Regions from separate parts of the Homo sapiens genome. Here region 1 is linked to region 2. A link is a loop called in an ENCODE intact Hi-C map of the cell type or tissue named here. Cell type or tissue: Panc1. All regions are shown on one strand. Links, peaks and the distances in the headings refer to the core of each region. The heading gives the core; the rest is flanking DNA. Region 1 has its middle 32 kb from the start of SLC5A12. Region 2 has its middle 14 kb from the start of LGR4.

Region 1 (8,897 bases), core at 675-8,674, 730 kb before region 2:
AATAGACACAACCAAGTTATGGTGTGTGCTTACTGTCTGCCAGGAGCCAGAAGTAGACTGGATGTGAACCTCAGCTGTTAGGCTGAGATATCCTTCTAACTTACTTTGACTCTTACTCTGAAATCTCTTAAACTCACCCCACCTTCTGCATCCCAAGGGCATTCATTATGGTTCTTTCTCTCACATTCATAAGCCTTTGCATCATGCATTCTAATTTACAAAGCATTTTGCAGTGCCTGTTAACCAATCTCTCTACCGCAGGTGCCCATCCATTCTAATCCATCCTGCACACCTATACAGTGTAATTTTCTTAAAATACCATTTTCATCTTGCTCAAGAACCTCTATCTGTCATTTTAAGGTGAAACATCTCGTCTAAAACTTCAACAACTTTCAGTAGCTAGCATCATCTTACTTCTACAAATAATTCCTCTCTTTAATTTTCAACATGAATCTTCCTCTTCAGTAGTTGCCCTAATTTTTCTCCAGCAGTGCTGTCTTCTTTTCTGCTTCCACATGTAGTTTATGCAGTTTCTATTACCTTGAACACCAGCCTAGTTTTCTCCTCCAATTAAAATCCTATTCAATTTTAAAGACTCAATTAATCTACAGTTCTTTCACAAAGGTTCTGAATCTCAGAGACTGTTCCTAACTATACTTGTTTTTTTTTTTTTTTATCATTTTCTCTAACTAGATTATGTGTTTCTTAATGACAGGCATGATATTGCATCATCTCTTGGGTCTGCCATGTTAGTAAGCCCAGCATTGAGAGATATTATAAAATTAGTAGAAACTTATTGAGCCTCAATCACTCCAAACAATTATCAAGTACTCAGCCAGAGGCCATATGTTTTAGAATTAGTAAAATGAAAGACCTAAGAAACTCCAGAAACTCTAATGGCCTGACTTCCACTCAAGCATTTCAAGATAATACTGAATCAAATTTGTAATACAATCAGAGTCCCCAACACTCTAGAGAGATGAAGATATTCATGGGCTTTGCTCAGTTACCATAAACTATAATTCAATATGGTCATGAGGAAGTATTTCCATAAACACTGTCAAAAAGAATGAATTTGGGTTTTTTAATTCCCGTTTTTCCATTGCTATTACTAATAACTGAGGCAAGAATCAACAGTGTATGCTAAAAGCAATGGGTGAAATTTTGATGGACTCAGGATTAGAATATTTCTCTGGTCTCAGAATGTCTCACCACAGATTATTAATTACTTATGAATAAAAAAATGACAACTATACAGTGTAAAAACTTGGTAAACACCACTAGTCAAGTAATCAAAGCTAACATTACCAATTCGTTACAGGCCAACCTGATACCAGATGCATGCCCCATGATGGAGTGCACTAAAATGACACAGCATCATTCATGTGGTATTTCTGCCAAAAATGCATCACCTGAATCTCATCATGAGGAAAAAAAAATCAGAAAATCCCACATTGAGGGACTTCCTGTAGAAACTGTCCTATACTCTTCAAAAATGTCAGTTTCATAGCAGAGAAAGGAGATTGAAGAAGAATGAAAACAAAATGCAATGACTGATCCTGGGTGGGATTTTTTTTTTCTGTGAAGGATAGTTTGGGAAGAACTATTGAAATATGTATATTAGATGATAGTATTGTATCATTGATAATTTCCTAAACTTGCTAGTTGCATTGCGATTATAAATGAATATCCTTGTTCTTAGAAGCTACTTTCTGAAGTATGAAGGGTCATAATGCCTGTCATTTGTTTAAAATTTCATAAATAATTATTATGGTATTCATCTATGTGTAGCAATAAATATAGATATATTGAGAGAAATGTCATGATGTCATAATTAAAGACAATATAAGTTTCATTGTACTAATTCTTGTGAGCCTTGTTTAACTCATCATTGTGGTAGCCAAAATAGTAGCCCCCTAAAAATGTCCACATTCTATGTGAATATGTTAAGGTGCATGGCAAAGAGTAATTAAGATTGCTGATGGAATTAAGATGGTAAATTAAACTGGAGATAGGCAAATTATCCTAGATTATCCCAGAGGGCTTTATGGAATCACTGGAGTCCTTATAAAAGCAGAAGAGGTACGCAGAACAGGGAGAAAAGGAGAGATGGTGACATGGGAAGGACTTAGCCTGACATCAGTGGCTTTGAAGATGGAGAAAGGGCCCACTAGCCAAGGAATACAGATTGGCTCTAGAAGTTGGAAAAGGCAAGGAAATAGATTCTTCCCTGGAGCCTCTAGAAGGAATGTGACCTGCGACATGCTGATTTTAGCTTAGTGGGACCAATTTCAGACTTTTGACCTAGAGAATTGTGAGATAATAAATTTATTATCTAAGCCACTAAGTTTCTTGAAGTTCTTACAGCAGCAATAGAAAACTGATACACTCCTTTTTTTTCTGTAAAATTAAAGTTTGAAAAAAAGCAGCGTATGTGTAGAATGCTTTCTAAGAACCCCAGCTCTAGAGGCAGGCTGTTGAATCAGGGGAGGTAAAAGATTGTCTAAAGGGTTTGTAATTTTTCGGAAACTTGATTTTTAACACAAATGAAGATGAAGAACTATTCTCAGAGTAGTACAACTGCAAATCAACACAAAATAGAAATAAAATGGAATCAACAGAAAATGAGACAGGAAGAGAGAATAAAGCTTTAGCCTGAGTCTTCTTTGGCATTTGTCAAGAGAGGGACAAAGGAAAAGGAGATAGTTTATATTTACGTATGTATTTATACACATGTAACATTATACATATATTTACTTTATTTACATAGTATGTATTTTATTTATGCTTATTTTATTATATTGCAATTATATATATTATATACATATACACACACACACACACATATAACACCCACACACACATATATATGTGTGTATGTGTACATATTGTATCTTTTGGGATGTGTGAAATGTTGAAAAGGGGACTGAATTCTAGTCTAGCTTTTGTCATCTTAGTTTGGTAAAACTGGGAAATATTGGGCTAGTTCAAAGTTAATTGCGGTTTTTGCCATTAAAAGTAATAATACAAGTGCTCTGAGCTTCAGACTCCTCAACTCTACCAAAAAAAAAAAAAATCACACTTATCTTGATGATTGCTGTGAGAATTAAATGAAAAAGAGTACAAACACCTAAAAGAGGGTTAGTATAAAATGTGTGATCAATATACAGAACCATCAATGCATTTATTATTGTTGCTACTTACACTGGTGCTTCTACTACCGTTGTTGGTACTTGGCTGTATCCACTTTGTTCTTTCATCATTCAGCCCCTCTTCATCAACTACTTTCTATTTTATTTTTATTTCTTTTCTTTTCTTTTGTCCTTAGTAAGATGCCAAAAACACAAGTGTATTTACAGGGCTATGTTCCAAAGTTCCACCTGGGCTGCTATGCTGACACTGCTTTCTTTGTCTGCCTCTTACAGGTAGGCGTTTCTTAACCTCTAGCCCCTGGCCCTCTTTTGTTGTCAAACTATATTTATTTTCTGGATGGCCTTTTTATTCTGATTACTTAAGATACTGTGTCACTATTGAGGACATCTTAATTTACGTATCCAATTGAGTTCCATGTCTAAGTCACATCCTCAAAGTCACAGAAAGGCAGAAATGTAAATTAGACCCTTGAGAGGCTTCTAAGGGAAAGAAGAAAAACTGGGAGGAATGGTGGCTTAAGAAAAATATCGGACGAAGCAAAACTAGTTTTGTCATATTTTTTGCTTTTGTTGTATTTTAGGGATAATGGAGTTTTTAGTACTTTGTATACTAGGAGGAAGTTGCTGAAGAAAATAATCAAAATAAAAGAAAGATGACTGAAGAGGCAAGATATCAGGGGATATTTAGAGGGAGAACTTAGTATGATGTCTGAGTATGATAAGTCAATAAGAACACAAATTCTCAGAATTGAATTTGAAGGAGGAGAGGAGGAGTCAGCTACAGATGCATTGAAAGTTAGAGAAACTCACTTCTTTGAATTTTTTGTTTCCAAAAACTGCAGCCTTCAGGAACTGGTTGACAGTTGGTCATATAGTATGTCTGAGGAGCCTATGTTGGAAGAGATTTGATGTTTTTTTCCAGTAATTTCAATGTTTTAGTAATTTTGATATTGATTATTTGACCAAGGAGCCATCTGCCATCAGATAAAATGACACAAGGCAATTTGAAGCCCACCATGCCTTTTCCTCAAATATTGGAAAAGCAAATGAATAGATGAATATTGTGTGTGTTTGAATAAAGCCTCCAGACACAATTTTTTGCACATGATGAAATTCTAAGACATCTTTATAATATAGTCTCTGTTGGCTTAATACACAGAGACCTTCTGTGTGGCTGCCTCTACCGGGGTCTGGAAAACGTCGTCAGTGTGCAGCAAACACACACAGTAAGATGCACTGTGAATTTCTAAGAGTCTCCAAAGACTGAAGACAGTAAGTCATTCAGAGTCATGTTAATGGCAAAGCTGCCAGAAATGGGCCACACACCCTAATTCAAATGACCCTTTCTTCATAAAAAGTCATAAAAAATGACCGTATAAGAACCCAATTCTTCTCGAATGCATGAATAGGATTTGTATGTATAATCTATGGACTACAGTTTGAAACAAGTCTAATATGACCCAGCTGTGTTGCATAATAAAACTGACAATGAAAGCACGGTCTAAGAGACCACCAGATGGCAGCCTCTTCATGTTTAACTCCTGTGGTTACCCCTAGACCTGCTGGATTTTGTTTATTTTTAGGGCCCAGGACTTCAGAGTAGAGGAAAGGATTAGAAGTAGGAATTCAGTCAAAGGCCACAGACAGGTAAAAAGAAATGGATTTTCTTTTTTAAGTTTGTTTTTTATTTTATTTATTTTGTTTTGTATTCAGAAAGATGCTGAAATCACAAATGTGTTTATAGGGCTCTGCCCCTAAATTGCATCTGGACTGACTGTGTTGGGACTGGTAGACCTCAGGCCAAGCGGGACAGTATGAACCTGGAAAATAAGCAGAATATGTCTCTTTCTGGTGGTGGCAGCCGCCTCAACTCAAAGTCCCTGATTACCCCTGCAAGAAAAATTGTCTCGTACTTGTTTCTTAGGCTTTTAAGTGGTTGAAAAATCACTTTATCTTTTATTTACTTAAAATCCTAATTTTAATTTTTTCCTTTGTTATGCACTTTTAACTTCATAATTTTTCTTAATGAAATTTTAGAAAAGACAAAATGACTTCATTCAATAAACGCAGCAAATGTGTTTAAGTTACTTTTTAAAAAACATTTTATTTTACACGTATACTAAATAAGAAAAAATTTAAACATAAAAAGTGAAAAGAAATAATGAAAATAATATAACGTCATCACCACCCAAATATAAACTCCATAAACTGTTATCTAAAAATCCCATGTCTCTATAAACAGAATTATCTCCAAAACAGGATTTTGCTATATATACTGTTTTGCAGATTTTAAAAATTGACAATGTATCATATACATTTTTCTATATTAAAAATATATTTCCATGCTATAAATTTTAATGGTTATATGGTGCTCTGTAATTATGTCACAGTATGTTCAACTGGGCCTTTACCATAAAAATGTTTTTAAAAAGACTATAATTTTATAAAATCATTAGTTAAGCAGGAGAGTAAGACAGGATAGAAATGAAAAACATGAGCAAAGAAGAGAAATGCAGACAGGCAACGGAGAACCACCCAGGAAAGTTGAGGTCAAAACAGAGGAGAAGTAAAGGACACATGAAAGATAGAAAGGGGTAAAGATAGAGGAAAAGAAGAAAACAGAAATGATCTGCAGTAAACCATCCAGCAAAGACTTGCTTTTGATTTGTGTTACAGGTTTCTGATGATCAACCTTTATCTTTCTACTTTGAAATACTGAGCGGCTGACAACCGCTCTACAGTTGTTCTTTATCTGAAAGGATGGTAAATTTTCACTGAAGGGCACGGTAAAGAAATGTAAACAGCAAATATTAATATTAAAATTGTTCTCTAGTTGCAGCTACAGAACAGAGGAATGCAAACTGATTATTTGGAATTAAGCAGAGGATCAAATCTCCAGGAAAAAAAAAGACAAAAACATTTTCCTATTTCTAGTTCACTTCATAAGCTTGTGAAAAGAACACACTGCCTGGACGTGATGATTTATATGAAATGATGTCCATGAAATACAATTATATCATATTTAAGGTGATGAAATATTATATAGATGTTTAAGGTGATGAAATATTATATAGATAATAAAAATGCATGAGCTTACTCTTTTTAGCACATGTAGACAATAATATGTGCAAGGATACATAGTGACTTGGGACTGACTATAAAATTGGGGACATAAGGGCATGGTAAAAGAATAATTTTGCTTTCTATGCAATATTTTTTACTTAGAATTTTTATAGTAGGGCATGTATTGATTTTTAATAAAAATAAATGAATAAAAAGAGAAAATGTCAGCTCACTGAGCACAAATCACTCATGAACAGAGGGAAGGGGGATGATTCCTCAAAGTGTGTAAATCGTGGCTGACAAGAACAGCCTCTCTGGTCTCACTCCATTGATCGCTTTCTCCAGCAGCCTCAAAAGGCCTTATTCTCAGCTGGTGTCATGCGACTCTCATGTCACAGGACGCATTTTAAGCCTCCCTTGAAGAAAATTCTTTGTAAGGCTTGGATCTAGACCTCTTTCTCTTCAAATAGTTGCAGATGGCAGCCTTAGGTTTCATGAAGGAAGAGGGTAGATTGGCAGACTTGAACAATTAAAATGAGTGGCTTCAGAGGGATTTTTAAATTCTCTGAATTTTACAGTGAAGACCCTCTTTGCTGAGAGTAAAGCAGTAGGATGAGAAAGTAAAGCTAGAGGAAATATTCTTCCTGAAATAAAGGTGTTCCAAAAATAAATGTGATTGAATTGGGATAGATCCACTGTAATGATGCCCTCAAATATTAAATCTTGGCTCCAGGGAGCTTGCAAAATTTCTACAAGCCATTATGAATATTTCTTAGAGCTTAATAAAATCATATATTTTATCATAGTAAGGCTGTGTAAGTTAGCTAAATATTGAGTTTTCCCTTGTTTAGAAACATCTCTGCTCACTTATACTTTATGCTAAATTCTGGAATAGAAATTCATATATTTTTAATAACAATGGAAAAACAATAATCTCTTATGAAGTGAAATCTTTACCCTGCCTTTTTTAAGTTGACAAATAAAAATTCTATATATTTATGATATACAACATGATGTTTTGATATACATATACATTGTAGAATGGTTAAATCGAGGTAATTAGCATATACATTACCTTACACACTTACTATTTTTTGTGATGAGAACATTTAAAATCTCAGCAACTTTCAAGTACACAATAGATTATTATGAACTATAGTCACAATAATGTACAACAGATCTTTTGAACACATTCTTCTCTCTACCTGAAATGTTGTATAATTTGACCAACCTCTCCTCAACCCCACAGCCTCAGCCTCTGATAACCACCATTCTACTCTCTGCTTCCATGAGTTTGACTTTTTTTAGATTCCATATATGAGTGAGATGGTGTGGCATTTGTCTTTTTGTGCCTGGCTTATTTCACTTAACATAATGTCTGCCAGGTTTATTCATGTTGTTGCAGATGATAGGATTTCCTTCTTGTTTAGGGGTGAATAGTATTCCATTGTATATATATGCCACATTATTGAAATCCATTCATCTGTTGATGGACACTCCGGTTGATTCCATGTTATTCTACCTTTGACACCAAGTCTGCGTACCTATTGAGCTCTACTCTTTCTTTAATCTTCTGGCTTGTTTTCTTTCCTGTGTCTTAGTAACTGGCCACTCTACCTTTGCCTCAGGATCCTCTTCTGTGCCTGATACCTCTGAGCAGCTCTGGTCAGATCTACTCAAAACCTCAGGTTCCTCATCCTTCATTCCTGCAGAGGATATTCCCTACTTTGAAGTAAATAAAATTTGTTTTTTCTTGATTGGTAACATGTTCTTTTCAGAAATCAGGAAGAATCTTTGTGTTCAGGACCCTTGAAAAGTATCTGCTGTAAGGGTGATTTTCGAGTAGCAGCCATCAGAGAGCAGGCTCTTAATCTGGTAGCATAAAATACAATAAAGCAACCAGAGTACTGGTCATGACATTTGGTAACTTGGTAACACCAAAGTAGCTGAGGGAAGCTTTTAATGAAGATTGTGGAGGCTTATCTCAAACATTAAAAAATTAAACAAGTCTTACTTTTTAGTTCTTAAGTAACAGGAGGACATCTCTTTGTATGTAGGTACTTTATTTCTCTAGGATAATTTTCAGAAAATAATTTGTCAGTTGACTACTTTGGGGGGCAACTAAGTTATTTTGGAGATTCTGTTAAGTCCTGGGAGAAATTAAAGATTAAAAACTTATTTCTTGATCTCTAGCCATTCATAAATGTAACAGGCAAGTCTATATAATGCAATGTAATGTCAAATATAATATGTTCAAAGTACCAATGAAGTACAGAGGCAGAAGAGCTGAGAGGATCTTATGTTTCTTGAAGAAATATTTCAGCTGGTCCCCAAAGGTTTAATGAAAAAAAAATTCAAAATGAAAATAAAGAAAAATCTTGCTGGTGGGAACACCATGAACAAAGGCTTGGAGGCATGAAAAGTACATGACACAATGGAGGAAAATAAGTACAGAATTATTGCTAGAATTAAAGACAGAGGAGATTGTAATGGGGAGAAAGTCTAAAAATAATTCCCAGACCAGAACATACAGTGCCCTGAATCCCAGGCTAAGAAGATTTCATTTCTTTCTGTATTCCGTGAAAAGCCCTTGAAGGATTTTAAGTGGAAGTATTTTTAGAACTATGCCTTAGAATGAGTTATCTTACTGCTATAGTCAGATGGTAAGATTGAAAGCCAAAA
Region 2 (8,897 bases), core at 511-8,510:
AAGCAATTCTCCTGTCTCAGCCTCCCAAGTAGCTGGGATTACAGGCCTGCACTACCATGCCTGGCTAATTTTGTATTTTTGGTAGAGACGGGGTTTCACCATGTTGGCCAGACTGGTCTCGAACTCCTGACCTCAGGTGATCCACCCCGCCTCGGCCTCCCAAAGTGCTGGAATTACAGGCATGAGCCACTGCACCCAGCTGGATTTTGTTTTTCAAGGACTATTTACCACATACCTACTTTTCAAAATGTACTCCGCTAGGTACTGAAGAGTTTTGACTGATGCAGGGCTGTCTGCATGTAAATCACCCTGGGAAGGTTTGTAATACAGAAGTTCCAAGATTCCATCTCCATTGATTCTATTATAGAAGGTCTCTGTGGGTCCCTGAATTCCCAGTGTTTAAAAAGTTCCTGATTCTGATGTAGGCCTCCACCACTAACCAAGACGTATGACTTTTTGCTACAAGATAAGGCAAGTGTGGGTCCTCTGAGAAGCAGACATCAATATGGGATTACTCATGCAAGAGATTTGTTAGGGGAAGTGATTGTGAAGGGAAAATGGGGAGGGAGCTAAGGGCGTCTGAGAAACCATCAGATTGAGATGTGGGTCTGGCCCCAGGTGAGGAGGTGAAGGAAGGAAAAGAGTCTTAGATTTCAGTGCAGTTCTATAAAATTTCAGCAAAGCCACAAAAATTATCTGCCAGAGTCTCACGTCTCCCAGGAACAGGACTGCCTTAGTATCTCAGCCATGCTCAGTCATGGGCTGGGACCAGCCCATAGGAAGTGTGGCCTTGGCACAAACAGGGTGAAGGATTTTACCTTAGGACTGTTAGTCAATTAGTGTCCCCACAGTGAGAGGTCTGACAGGTGCCTTTCACTGCAGCCCCAGGATATAAGGTACGACATGGAGCTCTCCTACAAGCAGTTTACAATTCAACTTTCAGAATGTAGAAACACAGGGTTAGAAAAGACATTAACGCTAGTTTAATTACCTTCCTAAGGCTTAAGAAGGCTGAACAGCATCCCTGCTATTCTTGGATACCTTAGAGTTGGCATATTCATACCTCCATGGGGAGTAGTCCATCTTTGGGCACTTCTGGCTGTTAGAAAGTTGTATTACGTTGTGACAAACTGTTTCTTCTTGATGCTTTAAAAATTAGAAATAAGGCTGGGTGTGGTGGCTTACGCCTGTAATCCCAGCACTTTGAGAAGCTGAGGCGGGAGGATTGCTTGAGCTCAGGAGTTCAAGACCAGCTTGGGCAACAGCGAGACCTCATCTCTACTTAAAAAAACAAACAAACAAACAAACAAACAAACAAAAAAACACATAGCTCTCTGGGCTTAGACTTAGTTTGCGGTGACATGGCCAAATGCACCAAGAAAGTCAGAATCATCAGTAAATATGGGACCCGCTATGGGGCCTCCCTCCGGAAAATGGTGAAGAAGAATTGAAATCACCCAGCACACCAAGTACATTTGCTCTTTCTGTGGCAAAACCAAGATGAAGAGATGAGCTACGGGGATCTGGCACTGTGGTTTCTGCATGAAGACAGTGGCTGGCAGTGCCTGGACCTACAATACCACTTCTGCTGTCACGGTAAAGTCGCCATCAGAAGACTGAAGGAATTCAAAGACCGGTAGACGCTCTTCTACTCTTTGAGACATCATTGGCCTATAATAAATGGGTTAATGTATGTAACAAAATTGCCTTGGCTTGTTAACTTTATTGGACATTCTGATGTTTGCATTGTGTTAATACTATCGTTTTGGAGAAGCATGCTGTGATGGATTATTTTAATTCAGTTTCTTTTTTTAGTAGTCAAATGATAAAATATGGCATAAGGATACAAGTCTTCCAAGTTAGATATATCTATTAGCTTTTTATAAGTCTGTTCCTACCAGTTTGATTTTGAGATACACTGGAGCAAACTGCAAACTTTAGTGTTTGTTAGTTTGTTTTTTGAGACGGAGTCTTGCTCTGTTGCCCAGTCTAGAGTGCAGTGGGGCGATCTCTGTTCACCACAACCTCCACCTCCTGGGTTCAGGCAATTCTCTGCCTCAGCCTCCCGAGTAGCTGGGATTACAGGTGCCCGCCACCATGCCCGGCTAATTTTTGTATTTTTAGTAGCGACAGGGTTTCACCATGTTGGCCAGGCTGCTCTTGAACTCCTGACCTCGTGATCTACCTGCCTCGGCCTCCCAAAGTGCAGGGATTACAGGTGTGAGCCACTGCACCTGGCAGTTTAGTTTTAAAATTACAGTTAATATTTAAAAAAAATGTTTTTAGGCTGGGCATGGTGACTCAGGCCTGTAATCCCAGCACTTTGGGCAGCCGAGGCAGGTGGATTACTTGAGGCCAGGAGTTTGAGACCAGCCTGGCCAACACAGCGAAACCCTGTCACTACTAAAAATACAAAAAATAGCTGGGTATGGTGGTGCATGCCTGTAATCTCAGCTATTTGGGAAGCTCAGGCACCAGAATCACTTGAACCCAGGAGGCAGAGGTTACAGTGAGCTGAGATCATGCCACTGCACTCCAGCCTGGGTGACGGAGACTCTTGTCTCCAAAAAAGTTTCTAAAGGTTTAGGATATACTAAATAATATACGTATACTGCCTCTTCTATTATACTTTTGGTGTTTTCTTTGACCTACACTGTATCAGCATTTTCAGGAAACAATATGAAACAATTATAATTTCCCATTAAATGTCTCTCTATATATGTATACATATGCATATATATATATAAAATGATAATTAGCAGGGTGTGGTGGCCTGCACCTATAGTCCCAGCTACTCAGGAGGCTGAGGTGGGAGGTCACGTGAGCCCGGGAGGTTGAGGTTACAGTGAGCCATGATGACACCATTGCACTCCAGCCTGGACGACAAAAAAAGACACTGTTTCCAAAAAAAAAAAAAAAATCCTCAGAAATAGAAGAAACTTTGGGGATATGTGCTAAATCCTCTCATTTAATAGTGTGAAATCAGACCCACAGAGGATAACCAAATTACCCAAGGCCACAACATACCTAGTTATAGACAGAACTGGAGCTAATATCTAGGTCAACTGCTCTTTCTACTCTGTACTCGGTTTAATTTTTATTTTAAATTTTCACGGAAAAGAACATTTTTGACAAGTTTATTGTCACACACAACAAGTTAATCGCAATGATTCCGATGGTCTCCAGTTTATTTAAAAGAAGCTGCCACATCCCCTATGAAATTACTTTTCTCAAACATCCTGTGAGGGGTGAAGACACGTAAGAGAAGCAAAGCCAAAGATAATTTCCAGTCATCTAAAGTTGTTTATATTTAGTAGAAGGACCGAAAAAGCAGTATTAAATACACCACCCCACCACCTTCCCAAACCTTTATACTAAGTGGTAGATGACTATTCATGTAGTTTGGTATTTTACATGTTTGTTTTATTTAGGGTTTATTTGGGAGGAGTTGTTTCTCCACATTTACAAAGCTTTGAATTTTATAAAATACATTTCAATTTAAATTTTGAATTAAAAAGAAAAGATGGAGTACATTTTAAATCTTTGGTCTGAGCTTCAGTTAGCAAGAACTGCTAGAAAATTCTAAAATAGAAACAATAGCACTTTGGCGTCACCTTGTGGTCAAATGTGAAAAGGTAGGAGAAAAGGATTATGCATATAGCATAATAAATTTGTGAGGAGTTATTTGTATTTACAGAAGGCAATGGGGGGAAAAGTGTGTGTGTGTGTGTATGTGTGTGTGTCTGTGTGATTAAGTCCTTCCCTCCTTAGCTTTAAAAGAAAAATATCATATTATAAATTCCAATACTGCCAATATTTGCAACAAAGGTTTAATTTTGTTTGCAGCCATTCTATTTTATAATTATGGATAGGTTCATGTGTTTGCCTGGATGCAGGGATACCATCCTTTCTAGCTTTTATCATGTGAGTGATCACTCCTACCCGCTTCCACCCTTGGTAAAATTGACTCCATGGGAGTGGAGTGGCATCTGACTGGTAATCTGAGAGGCAACAGGCCCTTATCCTAGCCACTCCTAGAGAGGGGGCAACCTCTGCCCCTGCGGGATGGGCACCATCAGAGTTCAGTCCCGACCATGCCCATTCCATGCCTGAAAATTGGCCAGACTGAGCCCCCCAGCCACAGGCTTCTCTGAGAAGTTTTCTCTGGCCAGTTTTCAGAATGCCCATTTTCTTCTCAGGCCTCAGGTACATGCCCCTGCCCAGCCTTGAGCAGAGTGTCAGCTCTGTGAGAGCAAGAGCTTTGTTTTGTTCTCCACAGAATTCCCAGCCCCTAACTGTGGCTGGCAAATAGTGGACATCCGACAAACATTTGTGGTCAGTATAAATTAATAAATAATAAAGCTCATATTCTGGCCCTCATCTGCCACTCATTTATTTCCTACTGTACCTAGAACCCAAGTGGGGAAGGGAGATACTCTTTATTGGTCCCTGTCAAAAACCCCGATTTCCCAGATAGTCCGAGAGTGGCTTCTTCAGTTCACGCCATTCAGGTCTCTTTAAATGTCATCTCAGATGTCCTTTCCTGTCCTATCAAAAATAACACCACAGTCTTCTTTCAAATTGTTTCTTCTGTGAACAAATATTGTTTACTATGTGGTAGGTGCTGTTCTCCGCTCTAAATACACAACAGAAAACTAAACAGGGGCCTGCCTGCCCTCAACAAGTTTATAATCTTGAGGAGGGAGTAGCCAAAATTGACAAATATATAGCAATAGAGGGCAAAGGAGGTTCCAGGTAGAGAGAACCGCAAGTGTGAAGGCCTGTCCTGTTGGAGACACTTGGAGACAGAGAGGGAAAAAGTGTATGAGTGAAGGCTGGGGAGGGAAGCAGAAGCTGGATTATGCAGGGCTTGGTGGGTCATAGAGAGGGGCTTGGGTTTCTATTCTAACTGGGCTGGGCAGCCAATGGATGTGTTAAGGATAACTGGTGGAAAGGGCTCACCAGCACACAGCAGGTGCTTTCAAGATAATGAGTGCTGGTTAGGTGCAGTGGCTCATGCCTGTAATCCCAGCACTTTGGGAGGCCAAGGCAGGCGGATCACCTGAGGTCAGGAGTTCAAGTCTAGCCTGGCCAACATGGCGAAACCCTGTGTCTACTAAAAATACAAAAATTAGTCAGGCATGGTGGTGCCTGTAATCCCAACTACTTGGGAGGCTGAGGGAGGGAGAATCACTTGAACCTGGGAGGCGGAGGTTGCACTGAGCTGAGATTGCGCCATTGCACCCCAGCCTGGGCGACAGAGGTCCAGAAATATGAGCTCAAAACTCTGTTTCAAAAAAAAAAAAAAAAAGGTAATGTGAGTGCTTAGTGATGACAAGCATAATGGGAAGTGCAGTTGGTGCTGTATGGAGGTTTTGACAAAAGCCACAATAAGCTGCTTAGACATGTTGAGCCCATGTCCCTGAGTCCACTCCAGACATACCCCAGTGTGAGAAGGGACTGTGGGATTTAGCTGGCACCTTGACAAGTGATTGAATTTCCGTGAGTCTAATTTTTTTTATTGCTCTCTAGCGCTCGTAGCCTGCTGGACTTTATAATACTTGTCACTACCTAAAATTACGTTATTTGTTCTCTTGTTCTTCTGCTTCTCCCACTAGAATATGTGTTCCTTATCAGGATTTTATCTTGTAGACTGCTATATCTTAACTACACTGTCCAGTACATAATAGATGCTCAATAAATACTGTTGAGTGAATGAATAAATGAATTAATTTTATGGTATGTACCCAGTAAAACAAGACTCAAAATCATGCTCATTTTATTGAAATGTATAAAACCATAGCTGATCACTTTCTTCTTCCAATTTTTCCCATTGTCATTTCTTCAGTTAGTTCCTTCCACCATCATTAACAGTTAATAGAATGCTATTTCATTATTTTTTAATGAAAAATTTATGTAGAAATGGGGTCTATGTTGCCCGGGCTGGTCTCCAAATCCTGGCCTCAAGCAATCCTCCCACCTCGGCCTCTGAAACTGTTGGGATTACAGGCGTGAGCCACTACACCCAACCTATTTTTTTTAAATTTTTTTTCCCCCTATGGAAATAATTCACTTAAATTGCTGCCATTTTCCGTAGAATTCATCTCTTAAAAATTTTTAATTGCTACAACATACGTATCATTTATAATTTTGTGATACAAAGTAACAATAGGTAGAAAATAATAGGTGGTATTTTCAATGTGCTAATGCTATTTAATGAAATAATACCTATATACTGGGGAAGAGATGCCAACTTAAAAATATCCAATTGAATATTGACATAATATACGAGTTAGATTCATACTCTGCTTTTTTTGTTGTTGTTCTTACAGGGCTCTAGATTAAAAAAAAAAAACCACAACAAATCCAACAAGAAACCTAAAAAAATAAAATAAAATGAATGAGAGAGAAAATCTTGCTAAAAGTGCAGTGTGGTATTGGGGGAAAATTATGGGTTTTGAAAATAAACTTGGGATTAGAATCTGGTCCATGAGTCAGTGTAAGTGTGTAATTATGAATAAACTATTTGGTGTTCCTGATTCTGTGAAACAGAATAACACCCATCTTATTGGGGGGTTATAAGGATTAGATGCAGTGCTTAGTAGATGCTTTATGAAAGGCAGCCATGCATGATTATCAATATTTCTGATATTTTAGAAAATACCCCCTTTGTGCATAAACTAGCTTATATGTCATTACATGATACAAAATAGTTCACATCAAACCAATTGCGTGTTAATGTTATTGCACTTTTAGAACAGGAATGGACTTTAAACTGGTCCCTGACCTTTTTGGCACCAGGGAATGGTTTTGTGGAAGATAATATTTTCCACCGGGGTTGCGGGGGAAGGCTGTGGTTCACAGGGAGATAGGGATGGTTTCAGGATGAAACTGTTCCACCTCAGATCATCAGGCATTAGATTCTCACAACAAGTGGGCAACCTAGGTCCCTTGCATACATGCGCAGTTCACAAGAAGGTTCACGCTCCTGTGAGAATCTAACGCCATCATTGCTGATCTGACAGGAGGCGGAGCTCAGGCGATAATGCTTGCTCTCCCGACACTCACCTCCTGGTGTGCAGCCTGCTTCCTAACAGATTTACCAGATCCTAGCAGATCTGCGGCATGGAGCTGGGGACCCCAGCTCTAGGACAAAGGTTTTCAAACTGTGCTCAGAGGAACTCCTGTCTGCAGCATGGGAAGGGGGGTTGAAGGGGACAGCCTTCTTGAACCAGCGTAGTTCTATATATTAGGCTTTGGCTGAAGAGAGGACTTTTCTAAGGAATAAAGAAATGAAACCAGATTGGAAACTACCAACCTCCCTTATTATACAATCAAGAAAATGAAGACTTAAGGATCATATGTTAATGGCATAATTGGAATGTAAGTCCAGTGTTTCTTCCACTACACTATGTCATTGCTGTTATTTTTTGAGACAGGGTCTCATTCTGTCACCCAGGATGGAGGGCAGTAGCACGATCAGGGCTCACTGCAGCCTCGAACTCCCAGGCTCAACTGATTCTCTGCCTCAGCCTCTCCAGTAGCTGGGACTACAGGTGTGCACCACCATGCCTGGCTAACTTTTGTATTTTTTGTAGAGACAGGGTTTCACCATGTTGCCCAGGCTGGTCCTCAACTTCTGGGCTCAAACGGTCTGCCTGCCTTGGCCTCTCAAAGTAGTGGGATTACAGGTGTGAGCCACTGTGTCCAGCCTTGTTATTTTTTATTTAAAATTACACAATAGACATTTTAAAAATTAGGTCTTGGTTAGCAGTACACAATTTTTCATTTAATTTTGGTTGTGGCAATACCCAAAGAAAATCTTTGTTCTATTTTTAAAAATTAGGTGTTACTGTACAAATTTTATCTACTATTAACATTAGTTGGAACAGTTTTACATAAAAGATGAAAGTAACCTTCATTGTTGTCCTCCACAAATGGTACTTGGCATGTTAATGGAGCAAGGTAATAAAAGATTGACAAGGGTATTGTCCCTATAGTATTTTGATCCTTTCTAGGACATCTAACATCAAGATCAGTTGATAAATACTGTGTCTACCTGATACACACATCATTGTGTTTATACAGTGCCAATATAAGTTATTGATCTACCTGTGGAATTATGGAAAGCCAGTCAATTCAACAAGGTATAACAAGACATCATACCGTTTTAGGCACTGTGTTAAGTAATGGGGGTACAGTCGTGTCCTTCTTGCTGTCATGCAACTTAAATTTTAATGGAAAAGACACAAGCATGTTAATATAAACAAGGTGTTGGTTGGGCACGGTGGCTGATGCCTGTAATCTCAGCACTTTGGCAGGCCGAGGTGGGTGGATCACCTGAGGTCAGGAGTTCGAGACCAGCCTGTCCAACATTGTGAAACCCCATCTCTACTAAAAATACAAAATTAGCTGGGCATCGTGGCATGTCTGTAATCTCAGCTACTTGAGAGGCTGAGGCAGGAAAATCTCTTGAACCCGGGAGGCGGAGGTTGCAGTGAGCTGGGATCATGCCATTGCACTCCAGCCTGGGAAACGAGCGAAACTGTCTCTCAAAAAAACAAAAACACCCCAAAAAACAAAAACGACAAGGTGTTGCCATGTTAAAGGATGAGGAATCAGCCTTTAGATGGTGAACTTAACAGGCAACGCAACTTTGGCTGACACCTGAATGAGGGGCAGCCAGTTAGTGGAAGAACCAGAGGGAAGCCTTCCAGCAAGGGAATAGGCTGTGGAGCAGAACAAGTAGGGCAGTGGACTGAGATGAGGCCTGAGAGGAAGTAGGGCAGGGATTATGCAGAACCTTTGAGGTCATGGCAAGGTATTTGGATTTTATCCTAAGTACAATGCAGAGTTTTAAAAAGGGAGCAACACAATTGGTTCTGGCTTAATTAATG

What was found. Peaks named below come from ENCODE experiments on the same cell type or tissue, not always from the same donor. Only the 100,000 strongest peaks of a DNase experiment are listed, where the experiment ranks them.
Region 1: it touches region 2 in a loop (9-fold over the local background); 33 of 110 quality-filtered maps call a loop at or near these places.

The regions. Positions count from the first base shown.
Region 1 is chr11:26,749,398-26,758,294 of GRCh38, forward strand. No RefSeq gene overlaps it. Among named protein-coding and RNA genes, the nearest start is that of SLC5A12, 32 kb to the left of the region's middle. In Panc1, for the core only: CTCF peaks have their summits at 4,661 (motif pointing right) and 4,882; a DNase peak (open chromatin) is centred at 4,654.
Region 2 is chr11:27,482,489-27,491,385 of GRCh38, forward strand. It overlaps the pseudogene RPL37AP7. Among named protein-coding and RNA genes, the nearest start is that of LGR4, 14 kb to the left of the region's middle. In Panc1, for the core only: CTCF peaks have their summits at 3,620 (motif pointing left) and 3,858; no DNase peak of the experiment used is centred there; H3K27ac peaks cover 2,133 bases.